2 separate regions of the Homo sapiens genome follow, and region 1 is linked to region 2. Evidence: chromatin loops called from intact Hi-C (ENCODE). Cell type or tissue: prostate gland. All regions are shown on one strand. Each heading gives the region's core, and the rest is flanking DNA. Links, peaks and the distances in the headings are about the cores only.

Region 1 (7,963 bases), core at 1,675-6,674, 250 kb before region 2:
GTAAGGTAGGTTTTGCTTTGTTTTTAGTAGAATTAGGAGATAAACAGATAATAAAGCATAGTTAAATATAAGCCAAGGTTTAAAATGTGGAGTACCTATGTAAAATAATCAATTTAGTAATACATAGTCTACAATAAAACTGGACTAAACCCTGCAGCCCATGCTCAAATCCTAGTTTAACTACTCAGTAGCTTTGACCTAGGGCAAGTGACCGAATCTCTCTATACCCTCTACTCCATTAGAAAACAGGAATTTTTTTAAAAAAGTTATCATTTTATCATTGTCTTGAGGATTATGTGAGTTAATAATTACCATGGCACCCAACACCTAGTAAGTATTTAGTAAATGCTATCTATTTTTTTTCTTCTATGTGCCAGGCATTATGCTGGACACTGGAGTTATAGTAGTACACAGGACAGATACAGTCTTGTACATCTGCAGAGATTATGGGTTAGTTAGAGAGAGACCAGAAAACAGGTAATTGCAACATATTTTATTAAGTAAGCTCAAGGAAGGACAGTGTGCTACACAACTACATGGGAAGAGCGTGTGAACAGATTTAAGGATCAGGAAAATCCTCCTGAGCTAAGCAATTACAGTGTGAAAGAATGGTTGTCATCTATGTATTATTAAACAGGTAATTTTCCATGGGACCATGTTCCACAATCCTTTAATCCCATCACATAGTAGTCACTTAATAAACATAAACTGAATCGATGTTGAATAAATTGTTCTGAAATTCTCACTTAAATCCCCCATATGTAGAATCAAGTAATTTTCTCACCAGCAGTTTGCTCTCTAGAAAGTTTGTGGAATGTTACATGTGCAGGCTTTGGACTCAGACCTGGTTGTGCTCCTATCTGTAAAGTAAGGATTATAGTAATACCTACCTCATAGGGTTGTTTGAGGATTAAATATGTATGTGAAGCATTTAGCTGTACCTAGAACATAATTTGGCACCCACAGACAACTATTATAGTATTTTATGAGTACTATTTCTTTGAGGCTTTTGTGATCTTTTTGCATACAGTAATTCCAGATTACCCAGTTGTAATGTGGGTTTATGTGCTGTTCTGTCTTTGATCCAGGTCACGGGATTTCCCATCCAGATGCCATACATTGATGTACAGTCAATTATTGATGCTGTTTATCAAACTGGAATTCACTCTGCTGAATTTCCCCAGACAGAATTTGCTTTAGCTGTATACATTCACCCATACCCAAACAACATATTATCTGTGTGGGTCTATTTGGCTTCCTTAGTTCAACATCAATGAAAAGGAAGCAGAGCAAAGTAAAAGATTGTACTATAGTCCTCTAGTACCAACAAAAACTTTTCTGGTACCTTGAGATTTTGCTGTTTATTCTCAAGTCCAGCTAAGTGCTGGGCCCAATTTTTGATTCACTTACAGAGCTGGGCACTATGGAGACTCGCACCCCTGAGTGAGTCTTTGAGGAGGAGTCTAGATGAGCTTCTCACCAGAGACCTCTCCAGGAAGGACCTTTGGATAGTCTGGCTTTCTTGGGTCACTGTCTGCAGTAGGTCTTATTCTGGGAAAGAAGCAATTTTGGCCTCTTCTCCTAAGACCAATGTTTCTCAAATTGTAGAATTCACACCACCTCCATTTGAATCATCTGGAGAGCCTTGTTGAAAATGCAGATTACTAGATCCTCCTCAAGACCCACTGAATCAGCACCTCTGGGAGTGAAGCTACAGACTCTGCATTATTTTCAACAAGCTCCCCAGATAATTCTGATGCACTGTTATGAGGGAGAGCCCAGCCTTATAGAATGTTGTCACTACTAAACTAAGGCTGGTACGTTTGATGCTGGGTCTGATACAATTTCAGATGGAAGCTGCTCGAGTGGAAAACTAAGGTCATTGCCTCTCATGGATAAAATGTTATTTCACTGGTAAAGAAAAATAAAATAAAATCTACCATGTTGGGCTGATGTTGGCTTCTGGAAGCTTCTCAAAAGTTTGCACTTTGGATGCTACTGACATGAAATTCTTACAGCTCCATGTATTTGGAAGGAACTCCCAGGAAACTCTAATTTCTCCCAATTCTGTGAGGGAGGAAATGGTCTTGACAAATCTCAGGACTCTTTTTTTCCTTAGTGAGCAGCCCCCAACTCTGCCTCTGGCACTTTTTGCTGCTTTTCTTTCTTAGTAGTGGCTTATCTAGATCCTAAGAGCCCCTCAAGAAAGACTGGACAGGGGTCTAAGTAGGAAGCACTATACTTTCTTCTAGTTTATTGTTTTGTCCTTCATTAAAAGAAATGTGTTTATATAATTTACTTACATATGACAAAATAACTTATCAAAAAGAAATAATCAAGGAGTATGGATTTCCAAAGGTTGACCAGAGCAGTTTTGTATGAGGTAAAGATAAAAGAACATTCACCTCTCCCATTGAAGAACCACTGAGGTTTCTTGGTTCACTCCCACAAGCAGAGAGCAGAGACCCCAAATGTATCTGCAGGGAATACCCAATCTGTATCTGTTTCCTAAATGTGCATGGGCTGGTGCCAGAAAAGGCCTCACTTATTTGTGGTGATGTTAGTCTTGGACCAAGCTTGAGATTACTAGAAGAGGCAAAGTAGGGACATGGGTGAAGGAATGTTTTTTTCTCCCAGGTTAAAACCTAACTGTATGTGTCTTGTGGCATGCATAAGAAAACTGATCAGAATTTTTACTTTTATTTGAATGTTTTTGTTTAAATTTAATGTGAAGTTTTATTATTAAACAAGTCCCCCACTTTGATTGATTTAGCACAAAATGATGCTGATGGAAAGATGAGGATGCCAAAGACAGACTGAATTCATGCAACTCATTTCTGTACAGCTTTGAATATTTACATAGCTATTTTATTTGTTGTTCAGGGTTTTTAGAATTGATAGACTGCTTAAGAGTAGGGTAGCAAGTGTTCATAGGAAAGCATGGAGGACCTTTTTATATTGTATCCTTTTTACATGAGTGTTACTTTTTCAATTAAATTTTTTCCTGAAAATCATGAAATTATCTGTAATGAATCTTTTTTTCATGAAAACATTTGAAAAATACATGATTTTAAGTGGAATGTATAATTGCAAAGTTCTTTATATCATTCCATAAATAATTACAGGGCATCCATTACATGCCAGATACTGTGTATTATCTATTTAATAATGTGCTGGAGCACAGTGGTGAAAAGACAAAGACTCTACCAGTGTGAGTCTTACATTTTTAAAGGGGAAACAAACCACAGCAAGTAAGTGAGAAGATTTCAGGGTGTGATGAGTGCTCTAAAGGAAACAAATAGGATGGGATGATAGAGAAGGACTTTGGTGGGGATGAAGGGTATAAGCAGAGCAGTCAGGGAAGGCCTAAGGAGATAACATTTAAGCTGATATTTTAAAAATGATTTAACATTAGAATTGCATTCAGTTGCGTGTAACAGAAACCTAACCACAGTAGCTTAACCAAATAGGGATTATTTTTCACATGTCTCCAAGTCCAGAGGAGGCAGTCCAAGTTTGGTGCAAGAGGCCTACTAACTTCATCCAATTTCTTTGCGATCTCTAAAGAGACTTCTATTTTCTAGCCCAGTGGCTTTCAAATTTCAGCAGGTATAAAAATCACCTGAAGGGCTTGTTGAAACACAGATTGCTGGGCCCCACCCCCAGGGTTTCTGATTCAGAAATTATCAGGGTGATGCCTGATAATTTGCACATGTAAGTTCCCTGGTGATGCTGAGACGGCTGATCTGGGGACCACACTTTGAGAACCTCAGTTCTAGCTTCACAACCATTTTCATGGCTTAAAAATGTAGAAAAGGAAGGGGAAGACAGACGATGCCAACTGGTTCCATTCTTTTAAGAAAGCTTGCCAAGAAGCCATGCCAGTAACTTCTACTTATATCCCTTTGGCCAGAACTGTATCACTCCTAGCCATAAGGGAGCCTGGGAGATCAAGTATTTTAAATGGACATATTGCTCTCCCAACTAAAGTCAGTATCCTATTGGTAAGGAAGGAGGAGAGGGTGGCTGTTGGGTAGGCAAATCAGAGTCTGCCACAGATGAGAGGAAGCCAGTCATGCAAAGACCAGTGGCAAAAAGCATTTGAGGTAGAGGGAACTGCAACTGTGAAGTCCTTCTGTCCAAAAAGAGACTTGCCTGGGGAAGGGAGAGTAGTAGCACATAAGTCTGGAGAGGTAGATAGGACCAGATCACGTAGGTCTTGGTAAAGAGTTTGGATTTTATTTACAGTGCAACAGGAAATCATTGAAAAGTTTTAAGCAACTGAATAAAATAATATTTTTCTTTTTTATATTTGAAATTACTTTAAAAACTATTTTTTACAGATACTCATTATTTTATATAAGTGCATAAATGTCATCATGTTTTTTGAAATGCAGGTTTTTTCTTTTTTTCGCTTGAGTCTCTGTCCACTGCTCTCCTCTCCCCACCCACATTGTTCACTTCTTCTACCTTCTTACCAACCATGTTGCATGTATCCTTTCACTTCACCAACATTCTCAAATATTCATATGCCAACACACACACACATGCACATATATGCATCTGTTACTGTCTTAGAAAAATGAGATGACATATGTTTTTCTGCATATTGTTTTTTTCCTTCAAAAATAGTAAAACACCTCCAAGTGAACTATTCATGTTTCCTAAAGGATGCATAACATTCTACAGTGTGGGCAGGACCACTGCATACACTTAAGGAGGTTATGCACCACATGACTCGAAAGTTTATGTGCAAGGACCCCTAGAGTTGTGTAGTATGTAGAAACCTTGGTTGTAAATGTTATTTATTACAGCTTATTCAAACCATTCCCCTACTGATGGGAATTTCTTTTAGTCCATTTGGTTGACATGTTGTTTATTTTTCCTATATCCTTGCTACTTTTGTGTCTATGAGTTCTATTACTGAAAGAGGAGTGTTGAAGTTACCAACTGTAATTATAAGTTTCTCTATGTCTTTTTTTTTGAGAAGGAGTCTCATTCTGCCACTCAGGTTGGAGTTCAGTGGCACAATCTCAACTCACTGCAACCTCCACCTCCAAGGTTTAAGCGATTCTCCTGCCTCAGCCTCCTGAGTAGCTGGGATTACAGGCGCCTGCCACAATGCCTGGCTGATTTTTGTACTTTTAGTAGAGATGAGGTTTCACCATGTTGGCCAGGGAGTTTATTTCTTCTTTCAGTTTTGTTAGTTTTTGTTTAATGTATTTTAAGTTCTATTGTTAGATGGACACACATTTAGGATTTATGTCTCCTTAATGAATTAACTCTTTTATCATTATACAATGTCCCTCTTTAGTCTCAGTAATTTTCTTTGCTCTGAAGTCTGTTTTGTCTGATGTTAATGTAGCTACTCCAGCTTTCTTTTGATTAGGGTTTGTGTGGTATACATATTTTCATTTTTTTATTTTTAACATACCTATATAATTATAGTTGAAATGAGTTTCTTGTAGACAGCATATACCTGAGTTACGGTTTTTGTTTTGTTTTGAGATGAAGTCTCGCTCTGTCGCCAGGCTGGAGTGCAGTGGTGCAATTTCGGCTCACTGCAACCTCCGACTCCTGGGTTCAAGCAATTCTCCTGCCTCAGCCTCCCAAGTACCTGGGATTACAGGTGTGCACCACCATGCCCAGCTGATTTTTTGTATTTTTAGTAGAGCTGGGGTTTCACCATGTTGACCAGGATGGTCTTGATCTCCTGACCTCATGATCTGCCCACCTCAGGCTCCCAAAGTGCTGGGATTACAGGCGTGAGCCACCATGCCTGGCCTATGATATTTTTTATACCCTCTGATAATCTTTTTTAATTGGTGTGTTTAGACAATTTACACTTAATGTAATTGTTGGTATGTTTGGACTTAGGTCTATCATTTCATTATTTGCATTTCATTTGCTCTGTTTCAGTTCCACTGTTTCCTCTTTCCTGCTTTCTCAGGTTATTTGAACATTTCTTAGTATTTCATTTTAATGTATCTATTATATTTTTGACTATATGTTTTTGTATATATTTTTTAAGTTTTTCTAGGGATTATCCTAATACACATTTAACTTTTCACAGCCTACACAGAATCTACTTTTTACCACTTTTAAGTGGAATGTAGAAATCTTACCACATATTCTTTTGTACTTCTGCCTTTATGGTATAATTGTCTAATATATTGTATCTGTTGAAGTATATGCTGAAAACACTAGAAGACAATGTTCACATTTTTGCTTTTAACCATCAAATGTATTTTAAAGAACTCAAGTGGAAAAGAATGTTTACCCAAACATTTATCACTCTGTTGTTCTTCCTTCATTCCTGATGTGCTAAGTTTCCTTCTGGTATTATTTCCCTTCTGTTTAAAAAATGTCCTTTAGCAATTCTTTTAGAGCAGGTTTACTGACAACAAGTCTTTGTTTTCTTTCATCTTCAAATGTCTTTAATTTCATTTCTGAATGATATTTTTGCAGGATTAGAATTCTGGGCCTGACAGTTCTTTTCTCTCAGGACTTAAAAACAAATTTCAACCTTTATTTTAGATTAAGGGGGCATATGTGTAGGTTTGTTACATGGATATATTGAATGATGCTGAGGTTGCAGATATGAATGAGCCCATCACTCAGGTAGTGAGGATAGTAACCAACAGTTAGTTTTTCAGTCCTTCCCCCCTTCTCTCCCTCCCTGCTCTAGTAGTACCCAGTGTCTATTGTTGCCATCTTTATGTCCATGAGTACCCAATGTTTTGCTCCCACTTGTGAGAATGTGATATTTGATTTTCTGTTCCTGCATTAATTCACTTAGGATAATGGTCTCCAGCTACAACCATGTTGCTGCAGAGGACATGATTTCATTCTTTTCTGTGGCACCTCAGCATTTAAAAAATTTTGTTCTATTTCTCTCTGGTCTTCTTGGTTTCTGGTGAGAGACCCACCATACGTTGAATTTTTCATTCTTCCCCTATAAGTAATGTTTTGTTTCTCTCTGGTTGTTTTCAATTTTTTTCTCTAGTTTTTTAGAAGGGTTTTTTGTGTGTGTGTTTGTTTTTGAGACAGAGTCTTGCTCTGTCACCCAGGATGGAGTGCAATGGCTTAATCTTGGCTCACTGCAACCTCCACCTCCTACGTTCCAGCAGTTCTTCTGCCTCAGCCTCCCAAGTAGCTGGGATAACAGGTGCACCTCACCACGCCCAGCTAATTTTTGTATTTTTAGTAGAGATGGGGTTTCACCATGTTGTCCAGGCTGGTCTCAAACTCCTGGCCTCAAGTGATCCACTCACCTTGGTCTCCCAAAGTGCTGGTATTACAGGTTTGAGCGACTGTGCCCAGCCTAGTTTTTAGCAGTTTTATTATGTGTGTGGGTATAGATTTCTTTGGGTTTATCCTTGTTAGCATCACCTGAGTTTCTGAATCTGTTTTTGTCTTTTCTCAAATTAGAGGAATTTTCAGCCATTATTCTCCCAAATATTTCTGTACCATATTCTTTCTCCTTTCCTTCAGAGACTCCAATGACATAAGCATTAGACCACTGGGTATTATCCCACAGGTCTCCAAGTCTCTGTTCATTTGTTTCCAACTTTTTTTCAGGTTGTACTATTTCTATTGATCTACCTTGAAGTTCACTGACTACTCTGACATCTCCATTCTCCTAATGAGCCCATCCCATGAGTGTTTTTAAGTTTTGTTTTTTTCTATCTTTTTAGTTATAAATTTTCCATCTAATTTCTTCTTTATGTATTCTATTTATTTGCTGAAACTTCTTATCTTTCCATTCATTTCAAGAAAGTTTTCTCTTCTTGGAGCATTACTATAATAGCTATTTTAAAGTCTTGTCAAATAATTCTCTGTCATCTTAGTGTTAGTGTTTGTTGATTGTCTTTCCCATGAGAATTGAGATTTGTTTTTGTTCTTCATAGGCTGAGTAATTTGGGTTGTATCCAGGGCAATTTGAATATGCTGTATGTTAGGA
Region 2 (7,963 bases), core at 1,358-6,357:
AAAAAATTTTGTACATGTTTTCTATTAATTATTTAGCCAAATAATTTGGGCCTCTAGGATGAAATGGCGTAAGGAAATTCTCAGATCTCCAACCTGAGATTATCTGAGTGGAATAATTCAAATTCCTTCTTAAGAAATGGCAAACCAAAGACTGGACAGACTGGAAATATCAAAGAATGTATGTGGAGCTGGAGCGAGGGAATTGAATGCGTCACTACCATCCTTCCAGACCACGACTGCCAATCTGTGTGATTTCAACGTTCTGCTTTTTTACAAATGAGAAGACCCGGTATATAAAGTGTAACAAATATTTATAGAAAGCCACTTTTTATGAAGAAATCTTTTTAGATATTCTATAACATTACTGTCTTTCAAATCAATAAGTAACTGGCTAATATTCCAATAGAAAAATGAGCAAAGAACACAAAAGGTTAATTCACAAGAGAAGAGATCCAGATGGCTGATAAAAATATAAACTAGCTCACAATCCCACTAAACCAAAGAAACACAAATTAAACCAAGTATAAAATACCACTGATTTTTTAACCTACCAAAGTAAGCTTTTAAAAAGTTATAAAATTCAGGTTTGGCAAAGGCATTGTTAAATGGGTGCTCTTGCCACTGACAGGACAACAAATTGATAGAAACTTCCTAGAAGGCAGTTTGGTTCTAGGTATCAGGATTCTTAAAATGTTCATATGCTTAAAAGAAAAATATAAAATTTTATTAATTTTTCCTAAGTGTAGAATTATTTATACCAGTATAGAATTAGAAACGATGTAAACATTCAACAATAATATAATAACTTCATAAATTATGATATAGCCGTAAGTGGAATGCTCTGCAGCCATTAAAAACAGTGTTTTCAAATAATCTATAACCATATAGGAAAATCTTTACAATGGACCAAAAAAAAAAAAAAAAAAAAGGGCAGGGCCTGAAACTGTCCATATAGTTTGATTCAGGTTTTATAATCTCGCACACAAACACAAAGGAAAACACACTGATACATTAAGTCTAAGTGTGATTCTCTCTGGGTGATTATCATATCCACTTAAAAAATGTTCCTAAATTTAAAGAATCTTAAAATCTTAAGATCTTTGGATTTATTTTTAAATTACAGTAAAAATTGGAAACATACTTTGTGTACAGGTAAAATATAACTGCTTTGTATAAGTTCCTTACAGCTGCCATAACAAATGACCACAGATATGGTGACTTAAAAAAACAGAAATTTATTGTCTCACAGTTCTGGAGACCAGAAGTCTGAAATCAAGGTGTCAGTAGGGCCATGCTTCCTCCAAAGGCTCTGGAGAAGAATCCTTCTTTGTCTCTTCCAGCTCCTTGTGGCTCCAGCCACTCCTTGGCTTGTGGCTGTATACCTCAAATCCCTGCCTCTGTCTTCACATGGTCTTCTCACTTCTCTCCAAGTCTCTCCTCTGTGTTGCTTATCAGGACACTTGTTACTGAATTTAGGGCCCACCCACTTAATCCAGGATAATCTCAAATTGGCATCCTTAATATAATCAAATCTGCAAATACTCGCTTTCCAAAAAATGTCACATTCACAGGTTCTAAGTGTTAGGCAGTAGACTTATCTTTTGGAGGACTATCATTCAACCTGGGGTAGGAAGTGGGACTGGACTCTGGAGGCGGTGCTCTGACACCAGACCAAATTGAGGGACTAGCTAAAACAGGTGCGTGGCAGAAGCACCTCCCGCTAAGGCACGCCCAACAGTGTGCTGTGTCAGTTTACAGTTGCCATGGCAACACTCAAAGGTTACTGCCCCTTTCCATGGCAATGACCCGACAACCTGGAAGTTACCATCCTCATCCTAGAAATTTCTGCATAAACCACGCCTAAAAGTGGGCATAAATATGAATGCTGCACTATCTCTGAGCTGATGCTCTGGGCACACTGCCTATGGCGTAGAACCTCTGCTGCTGCTGTACACCGCTGCTTCAATAAAAGTTGCAGTTTAACACCACTGGCTCACCCTTGAATTCTTTCCTAGGTGACGCCAAGAAGGCTCCCAGGCTAAGCCCCAATTTGAGGGCTTGCCTGTCCTGCATCAAACCTGCTATATACTGTAAGATGGTAGTTTTACTTACAAATGTCAAACATATAAAAAATATTTGTGTTTCATTTAGGACTCTTTTAACTGCAAGTAACAGCCCAACTCAGGCTGGATTTAAAAAAAGGAAATTGTTGGTATATCCAAATGTGCTGCATCTGAGCAGGCTGCAGAGTTTAGGAACCAAACACTATGGCTAGGACCATTTTTTTTCACTCTGTGTGAGTCGTAGCTAATTTATTCCTTAAAGGTGGCCAGCTGGCTCTGGCTCAGTGTGCTGCTGGATCTAGCTCATATCAACTATTCAGAGAAAATTGTTAAATTTTCAGAAAGTTTGTGAATCTATTGTTAACACAGCCATTATTTGAAAAAAATAAATTATATAAGATTATAATTCAATAAATTATATTTTTAAAATGTTATAAATACTCAAAATTCATGTCTTCCTATTTTACATTTTATATTTTCTATGCTCTTGAGGTGAGTTTCATCTATTGTACTTACGTCTACAATGGAAATACTATGATGGTCAGCAACATTATGTTAGAGCTTGAAATCAGCATGACGGAAGTGTTTCCACCACACGAATTGGCAAATGCTACAAATCAGAGTTGTTTTTCGAGAGCCAGTTGTTAAATATTCACCACCACCATTCCAGCTGCCCCGGACTCACAGCCCCTCAGGTTCAAGTACAGCAGGATAAAGATGGCACCCTCAAAAGTAATGAGATTCACCCTGATTGGATATTTTGTCTGTCTTTCCATCTCTGAGCCAAACACCAAAGCCAGAGGGAAAGTAATACCCTATCCTCCATCCTAGAGCTAGGTTAGTACACACCCAAGCCTATATATATAGGGTGATCACTCCATGACTATCAGGAGATGTCACTGGAAGAAGGGAAAAATGGCTGCTGGGGAAACGTCAAAGTATATCCACCATAGTTGTCAAGCAGTAGCTTACACATGGTCTCAAGGGCTCCTTCTTTCATTCCTCATTGATAAGAGGCATGTGGTTCTGGACCAATGAAGCTCTGGTAAATGGGGTGAGATGGGCAGGTTCTGGTGCAGATCTCTTCCCCATAACCCCCAACCTCTCTTTTTGGTGGGATGATGTCCCCGCTGTCTTCTCCCTCAGGCCTGTTTTTTTTTAATGCTCACAGCTTGGCTCCAACTTAGATGAATGGAGCATGCATTTATAGGTTGTGTAGGTTCCTGAGATTTTTTAAAAAATGAATTTATTTCTTCCTTTTGAGGGGTTCCTAGTCAAATGGAGGAGACATATACAAATAAATAATAACCAAATGATGTAAAGTGTGCTTTCACAGACATATGGAAAAGCTGCACTGGGGAAGTTCAGAAAATTAGGGACAGACTCCCAGAGAAGAGGACATACGTGAGCTGGACCTTTACATCCAAATAGGTTTCCTGTGTGGCTAGAGGAGCACAGAGAAGATGTTCCATTCCAAAGGAACACAGAGAGCTAAGGTACCACAAGGTCACCTGGGTTCCTTTACTCCACCCTTTTTCCAACACCCTAGACACCCTAGAAAGATTTCCCTTCCTCTCTCACTCTCTTTACCATTCTGAGCCAAAATAGAACCCAAACATGGGAGCGACACAAAAGCACTGCTGAATGCAGACTGGTGTGGAGGATGAAGAACATGCCCAGGCTTTAAACTGAACACGCAAAGAGCCTGGGCCATTGGAAGGACCCACAGGCACCTTGGAAATCCCCAGCTGCCTCCACCACAACATCAGGTGAAATCCATTCCTCTTCCAGTATAAGCATTCAAGGCCAACCATTCCTTGCTTTGTTAGCTTTTCTTTTTGGCTCAATTACTGTATCAGCACAGAATCATTTTCTATTTTCATCTCCAGGGCAGACGTTTCTCCAACAGTCTTTTGAGCCTGGGGACCAAAACACCATTTATAGCTTTGCTTCTATGGGAAAAAGTGCTTTTAAGTACCAAACAACTGACTTACAAATAAATGATTAAACTCAACTGCCCTTAAGCAATGAGCTTCCTGTAATGTTTTGCACAGTTCAGTGCCAAAGGCTAATGTGTGTGTGTATGTATGTGTGTGTGTTTTAACATTTCTAAATATGGGCGCCAGGTGTTGCATTTTCAGACTGACCGAGTGTAACTTTTTTCTTCTTAAAGCAACAGAGTCGTTTTTTTTTAGTGAACATGTATCTGTTTAAAAGAAAAGGTGAAAGAAATGGCAGGGGCCACAAAAGAAAAGCAACACTGAAACTTTAGTGGAGAAAGATATATTTGCACCATATAAGAAAAGAGGTTAACTTATTTTTAAAACTTTATTATTACAGATTAAGGCAAGCCTGCAACCATAGGGAAAGTTCAAAGATCAAAACCTCCTGCACAGCTTGGTTTTACTTTGAGTCCAGCGACCCAAAGAGATCTCCACGATGAGGTTTCTAGTCTCTTTCAAAGCAAGCCCAGATGAACAAAAATTTTAAAAGCATGCTGTGAAGATAGTACATAAACTGTGTCCCCGATAAATCAGTATCAGGGTGACCCCATCAGAAGGAGTGACCATGCAAATTGCTTTTTTGCATCAAAAGAAGACGACAGGGCTTAGTGCTTGATTCATTTCAATCTCCCACTCCTTGATTCCTCTCTGTTTCTTTTCTATACCCTTGACTGATCTTCTGTTCTCAGTCTTTTCGTTTCTCTCTCACTTCCTCTAACAGCAGGATATGATATAGTGAGAATTAATACTCCCAAACAAAAAAAATTAACTATAGTTTTTTTTATCCTTTCAAAACAAAACCATTTCTTTACTGCTGTTCTTTCAAGATTCATGATGTTTGTGTATACTGGCATGATGAAGCATTTTTCCCTGTATGCATTGGTATATGATTTTTCTATATCCCTGAATGGTAGGTATTTTAATAATACTGATAACTATCAAATTTTTTAAAACTTGCTTGTGGCCAGGCATGGTGGCTCACGCCTGTAATCCCAGCACTTTGGGAGGCCGAGGTGGGTGGATCACCTGAGGTTGGGAGTTCGAGACCAGCCTGGCCAACATGATGAAACCACATCTTTACTAAAAATACAAAAAATAAGCCGGGCCTGGTGGCAGGCGCCTGTAATCCCAGCTACTCGGGAGGCTGAGGCAGGAGAATCACTTGAACCCAGGAGGCAGAGGTTGCAGTGAGCCGAGATCAGGCCACTGCACTCCACAGCGAAACTTCATCTCTAAATAAATTAATTAATTAAATTAAATTAAAACATAAAAACTTGCTTGTGTTTTTGAACAAAGTCCAATATTTCATGGAGAGCAGGACTGGCTATGTATGTTGTGAGATCCAGTGCAAAATGAAGATGTGAGTCCCCTTCTTCAAATTGTGAGACAAGGTGAGAGTCTTCTGAATGTAGGGCCCTCTGTGACTGCACAGGTCCAGGTCCATGGAGCGGGCTCTGTGGGTGGGTTTTTATTCATGAGAGCACACACACACGGACACACGTACAATTCTCTAGACTAGTATAGAATTAACCAAAATTCACCATGAAAATTAAATCACGTGACCCCCATCAAAAAGGCCAAAGTATCCTGTGCTGGTTTCCAGTATACTTCTTGAGAATTCACTTACCATCATTGACAGAGAGAAAATATTGTTGTAATTCGTTACAGCACCAGGACCAACTGATGAGTGGGATGTTTTGGGTAACTTGTTTCCAAATTTTTAAAACTTAATAAGCATACGCAAAATGTGCTCGACAGAAAAGGAATTTTAGAGCCACCTTTCCCTCAGGGCTGGGAGCATTTGTAATACTGCGTGTGGAGGGCTCCAGCGCAGGGAACCATGATTGACAGCAGCCACCATGTGATGGATGGATGACCAGATTGATGTATTGATAAGGCCAGGCTTGCAGAAGAGAACTCTGAAGAGCAGGTTTTTCTGGTTCCAACAAATTAAATCACAGTCACATTTTTCTTCAATTAGTGACCCATATCTGTTTTCACTTTCTCCCAATCCTTCTGCTGGTCCCATGGATGCCCCCTCCCCCTTAAGCCCCCACTCATTGTCCCCACCCCTTGTCACCTGGACATTTTTCCTTCCCCTGTGATAATGGAGTCATCATCCCATGTCCTTTCTTGCAAACTTGACAGGGTATTAGAGGCATCTTCTTCCTCCTAGGCTTCTGTTGCCTTTGAAGTGAGGTAGAGCATTTGTCTATGGGATGGGGAAGAGTGAGTGTCCAGATTCCAGTTGCACCTCTCGATTGCAGACAATTTCTACTGCATCTCCCAAGGGCAAACACAAGTCACCATCATGAATTTACACTTTGTTCTCAATTGCCCACTCCAACCTCCTATCTAGAGTCACATAAGCATGAGAAATGAATGTTGTCTCATTCAATCTTTATAATCCCTTGGGCACAGATGAGAAAAAGGCTTTGGAGAGGTTAAATAACTATTAATAAGAAGAGGGATTGTGATTCGATCACTGCATTAACTGACTCTCACCATTCTTCTGTACTGTCCACAAAACTTTGCTATAAATTATAAAACAAAAGTTTAACTAGATAATCATTATATATACAAGATTCTAAATAAGCTAATTCACTCTCCCTATGGTTTCCTATTTTCTACCTCCTTCCAGATCATTCTTCCAGGTGCGGCCTCAGCTCCCTCTCCCTCGAAACCCAGTGGATGATTCTAACTTCCCGGTCACCTCTTCCTTTCCTACCAACCCCCCACTGCCACTCAGAAGCTGTCAGAAAACACATTTAAGCAAACTAAAAATAGCAAACCCAGAATACTCCCCAGCAAGGAGAAAGAAGCTAATCATCTTCAAAGAAGCTGAAAGGATTTCAAGAATGGTGAAACATTCACAAATATAGAATTGTGTTGTATAAGTTAACTGGCAATGCTGTACCACCTTGTAAAAATTCAGATAACAGCTCATGTGCCTGTAGTCCTGTACAGTTTATAAAGCACCAATGCACTTTAACTGCACAGCATATTATGGCATAGATGCCATTATTAGGTCCATTTTTACAGAGGCGAAAGCTGAGGCACACAGCAGTTGCATGACTTCCCCACAATTAGTCAATATGAGAAGTGAAGTCAGGTTTTCTAACTTAAGAGCCTGTGTTGTTTCCACTCTCCCACACAGCTATTTGTTGAATTAAATTTTCAGATCAATGCACTTTTATTTCTTCTTTTTCCAAATAACAACAGATACAATTCAGAAAGAGCTAAGAGCCTCATCTAACATTCTGCAGCTTAGACCTCCTCCTGCTGCCAAATTTAGAAGTCATGGACCTTCGTGTATTCTTTCAAAAGTTAACTAGGTTTTAAATAAGTGGAGAAAATATGGATTATTTAATAAAAGAATCTAGGACAAGTAGGAAGCTACTTGGGGGAAGAGAAACTTGGATCCAATACCTCACTTGTTACACAAAAATAAATTCCAGTGGATTAAAGATTTAAATGTGAAAATAAATCCCTAAAAAACCTAGAAGAGAACATCATTCCCATCCCTCACCATCCCACTCCACCCCATCCCACCCGCTGCTGCTTAGGGTTTAGAATCTCTGAGTGGGAAAGGGCTAAGTATGACACAAACAGAGAAGCCATAAAGAATAAGATTGATATATTTGACTACATTTAAAAGATCTGCATGTTTAAAAGTCACCACCATTAACCAAGTCAGAAGTCAGAAAACAAATCGGGGGAAGTATTTGAAACCTATACTCAGGAAGAAGACTAATTTTGTCATATATAAGCAAATCACACAAATAAATAAGGAAACACACACACCCAATAAAACATAAGCAAAAGATAGAAAGGATGGTTTATAGAAATACTCGTAGCCCTTAAATAGATGAAAAGATGCACAACCTCACTCATATT

Evidence for each region. Hi-C counts contacts between places; a loop is a spot of excess contacts. Peaks named below come from ENCODE experiments on the same cell type or tissue, not always from the same donor. Only the 100,000 strongest peaks of a DNase experiment are listed, where the experiment ranks them.
Region 1: it touches region 2 in a loop (2.6-fold over the local background); 14 of 110 quality-filtered maps call a loop at or near these places.

Annotation. Positions count from the first base shown.
Region 1 is chr10:96,030,732-96,038,694 of GRCh38, forward strand. It overlaps CC2D2B (coiled-coil and C2 domain containing 2B), which reads left to right. Exons shown (of 35, transcript NM_001349008.3): 35 at 1,089-3,014. The coding sequence ends at 1,277. All of the region lies in intron 2 of ENTPD1-AS1 (ENTPD1 antisense RNA 1), which reads right to left. Among named protein-coding and RNA genes, the nearest start is that of CCNJ, 8.9 kb to the right of the region's middle. In prostate gland, for the core only: no CTCF peak of the experiment used is centred there; no DNase peak of the experiment used is centred there.
Region 2 is chr10:96,283,781-96,291,743 of GRCh38, forward strand. No RefSeq gene overlaps it. Among named protein-coding and RNA genes, the nearest start is that of BLNK, 16 kb to the left of the region's middle. RefSeq lists enhancers at 3,697-3,916, 4,427-4,596. In prostate gland, for the core only: no CTCF peak of the experiment used is centred there; a DNase peak (open chromatin) is centred at 4,141; H3K27ac peaks cover 585 bases.